Linked DNA regions of Homo sapiens: region 1 is linked to region 2. The links are chromatin contacts, found by Hi-C in ENCODE. All regions are on one chromosome and are shown on one strand. Each heading gives the region's core, a stretch centred on a gene start or an enhancer-like site at or near the end of the contact. The rest is flanking DNA. Distances are from core to core; before and after follow the strand shown.

Region 1 (3,949 bases), core at 1,214-3,713, 90 kb before region 2:
GTGACCCAAAGAAACAGGGAAGTTTCTGTATTTTTATATTAAATTGGATGAAAAGGTGGACAGTTGTGGAGAAATAAGATTGGGGGACAAAAGTGTCAACCTGAAAAAAAAGACACTAGAAAAAATTCTCTCTAAATATGTTGGGAATATTTGGGAATAGAAATAAGGACTATAATCTAGGATGTATGAAGTAAATGGCAAGCCACCAGTGCATTCGGTGACAGAAGGGTAAAGGGGAAGTTTTATTAGGAAAAAGAAATTTAAACAAGCTGCTTGGAAGCAGAGTTTATTAGTTCTAGAGGGTCAAAGCCAGAGTTGTTTTCAGTTCGCTGGTGGAGATGCCATTGCTCGGCAAGTGTTCTTCCGAGTGTGTCTTCCCCGAATTGCTGCAGTCCTAAAGGATGTCTAGTGATGAGCCTTATCAAAGCAAAAGATGCATGAAGGGTTTTTAGAGAGCCCTTGGAAACAGTTCTTCTTCTCAGACACGTAGCATGAGCCTCCGCTCTTTCAGGCCTTCCCAGCCCTGTTTTGTCTAGGTCTGACAAAAGTGCTTTCATCCTGGTATGTGCAACTTTCAAAAGGATCTGACGTAATGGTAATAAACTAGGGAGAACTTAGCAAGGCCTGGTTGTTCAGATTCTTCCGTGTGCCCCAGTGTGACATTCCTTTCTTCCAGGTGTTCGAAATGCTTGTTCCCCAGTGCCATAAAGAAATCCACTTGAACATAAATTTAATTTATTTAGTAAGGCCATTTTTACTTCCTGCAGAAAGGATACACTTGCCAGCAGTTTTGCCACGAGAGTACACCGAACAAAGGAGACAGGGTCATTTAACCTGATGCGTCCACCCTACTGCTGTGTCTGGTTTCCATTGGCTGTAACGGGACCTCACATTCTGTATTTGTCCTGATTGGTTAGCAACTTAGAACTTTTTAAAAGAGGCAAAGGTAGAGGAGAACAAAGGAAGGAGGAAGTAACTTTCGGAATGCTGAAAAAGGTAATAACACTTTTAAAGAAGGAAGAAGAACAGGCTATGGCCTAACACTTGCTTGGACCAGTATAAGCATGCCAGGGCAAATATTTAGGCTAAATTGTGGGAGCTAAGAATATAAAGTACATTGATTTCTTTATTACGGCTAGCAGATATTTAAGAATGTTACCACAGGTTTTTGAATAAATTTTGCTTCTAAGACAAGTTACTATTTATTCCTAATTAGACAGGGAGGGAAGTCTTTGAAGAGGAACTTGTACTTTACTTTTCTTTTTACACAGGTATAGGGCACATGAGGGCCTTATGGCCCACTTCAGAGGAAGGCCAGATAATTATTTCATGGCCTGTCTTTAGGCGGGAAGGGCAGGAGAAGATCACAGTAACCATCTTGCTTCTGCTGTTTCCTCAAAAGCCAAGGTGCCGTATTTTGAGGTGGCATGTCCTGAACCCCATCACCATCTTGAGTAGCTTGTGGGATGTGGTAATCCTCAGCATGAGGTTTCCCAAGTCTAACTTACTCAGTCTTCAGCAGCACCAGTGAGGAATGGAGCTGGGATATTGGAATTTGAGCAGCTCAAACCAAGGGGCCCTTGCAACTCTCAGCTCCAAAGAACGGTCCATTGTCGGCTTTGCCACTTCAAGTCGGCTCCCCTTTGTGGTCTCCATGGCAATGGCAGACACAAACATGTTTCTTCATCCTTTTAGAACTTCCAATAGGTAACTAGTAAATATATCAATTAGACACACACACACATAAACACACAGTACGCTCCCCAGGACAAACGTTGATTCTCACAGCTATGCCAGTATAATACATCCATATACATTTTTCTATCTGCAAAATACTCAGGATGCTTGCTCCAGCCAAAAAAAAGAGTTAAGTAAAGGGTCAACAACGGAGGCACTTGCCTTTGTTCCCTTTGCTTTTTTCAGACTGTGCCTTGAAATATATTAAAGAACAAAGCCCCTAGTAATGCTCATTCCTAAGCCAATCAAAGGCTCTAAAATAAAAAGTTTGTTCTTTCTAGTTTTAGTGTTGTGTTGAATTTTTAGGCAATTTTTCAGGTAAGCTTTCTAAGAGAAAGAGAGCTGGGGTGGGCATCTGTCATTCTCAGGTCCCCAAATGTGTGGGAGAGGGCTGTTTTTCTTCCTGTTACAGAGTAATTTTAAAGAAATGCAGTTGTTTCTGAAACCAGCCTCTAGTTCCATGTCACGAAGACCTTCAGCCACTGTGGTTAAGAAAATGGTTAGTTTGCCTGTGTGGTCTGTTGTCCTCTTTCAGAGTCTGCTTATATTTTCCTGTTTCCCACATTCTTGTTTCCTACCCTCGGCTACACTAATGTATCATTTTCTTGTGTTAGATCTCTTTACTATAGCAACTAACAGTCTATTATCCATAATTCCAAAGTCCAAGAACTCTGAAAATGAAACCCATTTGGTGGCGAAACTGCCCTCTCCTGATCTGATTTGACTGCAAAACTACGCTCGAGCCAGAGAGAGGCTAGTCACGCTCCTTACCCCTTCATATGGGATATTACTAATAATTCGTGGAGGAAGTTTTAATTTGTTTTATATGAGACGTTGCTACACATCCTGCTACGGGTGTTCCACATTAGTTGGGTTTCACAGTATCCTTTCTGAAATGCTGAAAATTCTGAATTCTGAAACACAACTGCTCCAAGGGTTTCAGATGAGAGATTATGGATTTGTATCTGCAGACAGTTCTTAGTCTTGACATCTGGAAATATCAACATTTACTTTAGGAATTGAATCTAAGTTCCTCAGTTTTACCAAGAAGTCTTTGCTTCTCTCCAGTATGCCTTTCTGGTTACCTGCTTCTATAACTGCATGAGGAATGCTGCACGAGCCACAGATCTTCCCCTGCCTGTGCTGAGAACTTTGTGTTTTTGTTTTTGTTTTTTTTCTTTTTTTTTTTTTTTTTGAGATGGAGTTTCGCTCAGTTGTTGCCCAGTCTGGAGTGCAATGGTGCAGTCTTGGCTCACCACAGCCTCCATCTTCTGGGTTCAAGCCATTCTCCTGCCTCAGCCTCCTGAGTAGCTGGGATTACAGGTGTGTGCCACCATGCCCCGGTTAATTTTTGTATTTTTAGTAGAGACGGGGTTTCACCATGTTGTCCAGGCTGGTCTTGAACTCCTGACCTCAGATGATCCGTCTGTCTTGGCCTCCCAAAATGCTGGGATTACGGGCATGAGCCACTGTGTCTGGCCTATTTTTAACTATTAATACATCTTTGTGGGGAAGAGTCACTTCTGTTGGGGTCTGAAGCATAAATAGATTGTCCCCTTACATAACACCTGGATGGATCCCTGTAATACCATTAACTCATTCTCCAGGAGGTAATGGTTTTAATTTGCCAAATGAAGATTTTATTTAAAATATGAATATTGACAATCCTAAGGAAGGAGGACCTTGAAATCTGGTTTGAATGAAAGTATTAGTGCTTCAAATAAAATATTACAGAACTGGGGACTTTGTTTAGCATGGGAATTAATCCATTAAAAAGTTGGTTTTAATGGAGGAAGTGCCAAGCTGAAGCCATGTTGGGTAATACCACATACCCTATTTTCCATATCAACTTAGTTGCTTTGATTACACAAATTGACCATTTGGGGCAGTATATCACATTGTTTTCTATAATTAAAATGTCTGCAATATTGATTAAAAATGCAATGTTAACTCTGTACGTTTTTGTCTGTTTTAAAATACTTTGGAAAAGGAAACTTTAATCCAAATGTCTACTCGATAAATATTATTGAGGCTCTGCTGTATGACAGGCCCTTGTATTGGGGGTCACAAAGGTGAATAAGACACAGTTCCTATTTTTAAGATATTCATAACCTGGTAAGAGGAAGAGGCAAGTTAAAAATTCATACGATTAATACTAAAATTGGGATATGTCTAATGTGTTGCGTAAGATACAAAAACCTAGTCCTATAGG
Region 2 (3,924 bases), core at 791-3,290:
TTAAACATCAAATTAGCCAGAGAAGTTGAGTTGTGAGTACTCCAACAAGCAAAATATTAAAAAATGAATTTCAACTTGGTGATCCCACCTAGTGAACTAATGGGATATAAGGAACCTCTTACGTCCCAGACACCATGCTTAGCATTATGCACAGTTATCCATTTAATCTCACAGCCTTGCAAGGGGGTATTATATCCACTGTTTGAGGGCGGAGAAAACAGGCTCACACAAAGTAGTAGCTTCCAGGGGTCTCACAGTTAATATTAATGAAAGGCTTGGGCTTATACATAGGTGTTTCAGGTTCCACATTGCAAAGCATTATCTCAGGGACGATCTATGGCATGCGCATCCCGATAAAAACGTACCAAATTTATTGGCTATCAACTACAGTTCCATCTGGAAATACTCAGCAAATAATGGCAGTAAGGCATCCCGCCACTTCCTGCATGATTAGTTGAAAAAGAAACACCTGCGCACACACATTTGAACAATGTGATACAGCTAAGGACCTGGACAGTCAGCTAGCAGGAAGAAACATTTGAACGAAGGGTAGACCACGGCCTAGGAGGTGGATGAAGACACCCGTCCGTTTGCCTACTGAAGCAAGATGGGGCTGAGGCGCTCAAGGGCCTATTGGCTGCCCAGAAGCCTTTGCAGCGCCGCCTGAATACAGCGAGGATGACCCAGGGTTCACCTTCAGCGTTGAAGGCAAGTCCTGGTATAAGGGACGCACATAGGTCCGCGCCACATCCTGACACTGTTTCCACAGGAAGTGCGGGATAGGAGGGGGGATTCATTAATCCAGGTCGGAAATACACCTTGTTCCTCGAGGATTTTGGAAGGAAATTCCACCCGCGAAGTCCCCTTTTGGAGATGCCCTTTTCCTTTCAGGTACAGCATCCTTCATTATGTACCCCCAGGGTACAATGTATCCGGGGCTCGCAACGCGTCCCTCAACCCCCAGCAGCGCGGTCACCGCGGGGTCCCCGGGCGGGCGGGGGCGGCGGTGACGCAGGAGGCGGTGGGGCCCCGGTGCGGCGGGCGCGGGGAGGGGGCTGCTGGGCGCGGGCCTATCAGGACGCGCGGTGTTTCGGGCGCGGGGAGGGCGGGGACCTCCAGGTTTCCTCGGGGCCCGGCGCAGCGCCGCCTGCCGAGTTCCGAGCGAGCGCGCGAAGCGCGCAGGGGTCTCGAGACGTTCCCGCCGGTCCCGGTTTTCCTCCGCGGCTCCCCCGCCCCTTCACGTCCGCCTCTTTCTCCAACCAGACGCGGCTCCGACGGCGCTCGGCCTCTGCTCTTCCGGCTCCCCGGCTCTGCCCGCAGCGCGCGTCGCCCGGTTGCTCTTCGCCTGGTGTCCGCGGGCCCGGCGGGGGCGCCTCACCCCGGGCGCGCGGCGGTAATGCCGCTGCCGCCCTTGCGGCCAGGCAGGCAGCTGGCGGCGGCCGGAGTCGGAGCGCGTTCGTCGCTGGCCGGGACGCCGCCCTGGCCTGTGCTCAGCTCCCGCGGCGGCCGCGGGGCGCCGGGGCCCGGCGCGGCATGAGGAGGCGGCTCGGTGCAGGCGAGCGCCCAGCTCCTCGGCCCCGAGGGCCCCCGCGGGCCCCCGCGCGTGGCGCGCGCTGGTTGCGGCCCCGGCGCCCACGCTAGCCCCGCGCAGGCAGGAGACGCCGCGGCCCGGAGTAGGAGGCGGCGCAGGGCCTGCCGAGCGGACGCGGGCGGCCCGGACCTTAAGCACGGGGCTTCGCGGCGGGACCCCGCCGGGCGCGGGCAGCGGAGCCGGGCGTGCTGCAGTTAGCTGCCCCTCTCCGCAGGGGCGCCGCGGCGCGCAGCCTGCGCCTCCTCCCACCTGCAGCCCCTCCTCCCGCCGCTGCTTGGCGGAGAAAACGCTCCTCCTCGCCCTTCCCCGGCTTTCTTCCGTCCTGCCGTCCCCGGGCCCCTAGCCCCCAGTCCCCTCTCCCCCCTCCACCTCTTGTCCCTCGGCCTCCGCGCCTCCCCTCCCCCGACTCTCTGGCCTCCCATTCATTCCGTCCGCTCCCTCCCATTTCCTCTTTTCCGCTCGGGCCCTCTCCCCAGAGCCTCCCCGCGCGGACCCCGCTGCAGTCTCGGGGTTCTCAGCACATTTATGGAAGTTTAGGGCCTGGACAGTGGCCCCGAGTCCGGCCTGAGAGCGCAGCCTGGGCTGCTGGCAGGGAAGAGGAAGATGTCTGTGCTCAGGCGGATGATGCGGGTTTCCAATCGCTCTCTCCTCGCCTTCATCTTCTTCTTCTCCCTCTCTTCGTCCTGTCTGTACTTCATCTATGTGGCCCCAGGCATCGGTAAGCACCGAGACACACCCTCGCTTCCCCTGGTCACACCACAGCCAGCGCAGGCTGTTATCCGATGTTACTTCTGGGATTTGGAAGCTGTTCAAACAGGGGCCCGCAGAAAAGCGTTTTGTTTTAAATGTTATTTCAGACGTGTCAAACTGCTTCAGGGCATGGCTTTGGTATGTGAGTTTTGTTAATGCATGCATTTTGTTAATGCATGTTTGTTAATAACGTAAAAGATTGCATTAAATAGACGTAGCAAAATTAGTGTGATGGCCCGGGATGCCCTAGTCGCTTTCTTGAGTGTTCATGACAGCTTTATCCATTTAATGTTAAGTCTTTAAGCCTAAACTGAGTGCTTAATCGTAGTTTTATTCAAACACTCTCGGGTATAATAACTGGTTGTAAAAATATGGAGGAGCCAGCAGCAGGGAATGTGATTGAGTCCAACAATGTGTGTTTTCTAGGGTCCTAGGTCGCTTTTTTAGAATGGGGTCAGTGGACCCCATTCTTTTTGTGCCATACTTGGGGAATTTTAAGGCGATGAGTTGTCTTGTAAAAACAATGCTCCATTATTTTAGTCTGCTTGGGTGTTATTTTCAAGGGTACGTTGCCTTTGCTACCTGTTAGGATGACTTCTGAGAAAATAGTGATTAAAATAACCGTTATCTAAGGGAACTTGTAGTTTAAAATGTTAACCGGTTTATCATTTTTTGGCCTTTGGTGCAAAATACACTTTTGTAAAACTGCTTGAATTAACTTCTTTATTAAATATCCGAATTCCTCGTCCCCCATTTGTTGAAAAGGAGCCAATGCGGCGTTAATTCTAGTGAATGAGAATTATGAACTTCACATGCATATTAAAATATGTCATATTTCCAAAACTTTTCTGAGTTTTTCCTGGCTATTACGTATTTAATGTTCAATTACTTAGTAACAGTGAGCATCTCCTCTCATTTCTCCTTACACACTGTGGTCGTTTGAGCCAGTGCTCTTTGTTCCGAGTTAGCTAAAAATGTAATGCCCCTTACAGAGTGAAAACACCTGCAGAATTTTCAGATGGAATGATCAGGGCATTGTCTTGAGTGTAGTAGATTATTGCAGTGAATTGCAGCAGGGAAGGAAGATGGAAACCTAATCCAGACTGCTTCATTTCTTAAAATTACTATGAGACTTTTTCTTTAATAATTAATTTTTGGATTCAGTGAGGTGTATAAACTCAGATGATGATGTTTAAGAAGAAATGCATTGTGAAACGTTGACGTATCCCAAAATAGAAGTTTTAGGGTAAAGTTTGAAGAATATTTTAACATTATTGCAGTTTTCCTTTAGGCCAGAAAAAACAAAAAACCTCACAAAAACCTACCCCTTGAAGCCTATAGTACAAATGACAGTGGTAGCTTAGTGGATTTGATATTATCTAGATACTCAACAAGAGCTTTCTTTATTTTTTGCCATTTTGGAGTCTTATAAATTAACTCTTCATTCTATAGCAATTTTTACTTTCTCATGTAACTCTTTAAAAGTTTGGACATCTTTGGGGTATGTTTTTTTACTAGGAATTTAACTTTGAAAGATTTTGGAGAAAGTTTTTTTCACACTTACATAACAATTTTCCCACTTT

The links. A loop is a pair of places that touch in the nucleus more often than their neighbours do. Pooled maps may share reads with other maps.
Region 1: a loop to region 2 is called in a pooled map, with 2.8 times the contacts of the local background. The contact joins the enhancer-like site here to the promoter of B4GALT6 in region 2. A Hi-C loop is called at or near these places in 2 of 50 pooled maps.

The regions. Positions count from the first base shown.
Region 1 is chr18:31,772,870-31,776,818 of GRCh38, reverse strand. No RefSeq gene overlaps it. Among named protein-coding and RNA genes, the nearest start is that of SLC25A52, 14 kb to the right of the region's middle. Within about 2 kb of position 2,463, at least 2 of the 41 ENCODE cell types and tissues checked have a DNase peak (open chromatin) inside an H3K27ac peak, as active enhancers do.
Region 2 is chr18:31,682,697-31,686,620 of GRCh38, reverse strand. It overlaps B4GALT6 (beta-1,4-galactosyltransferase 6), which reads left to right and starts at 2,040. Exons shown (of 9, transcript NM_004775.5): 1 at 2,040-2,309. The coding sequence starts at 2,195. RefSeq lists a silencer at 904-1,943.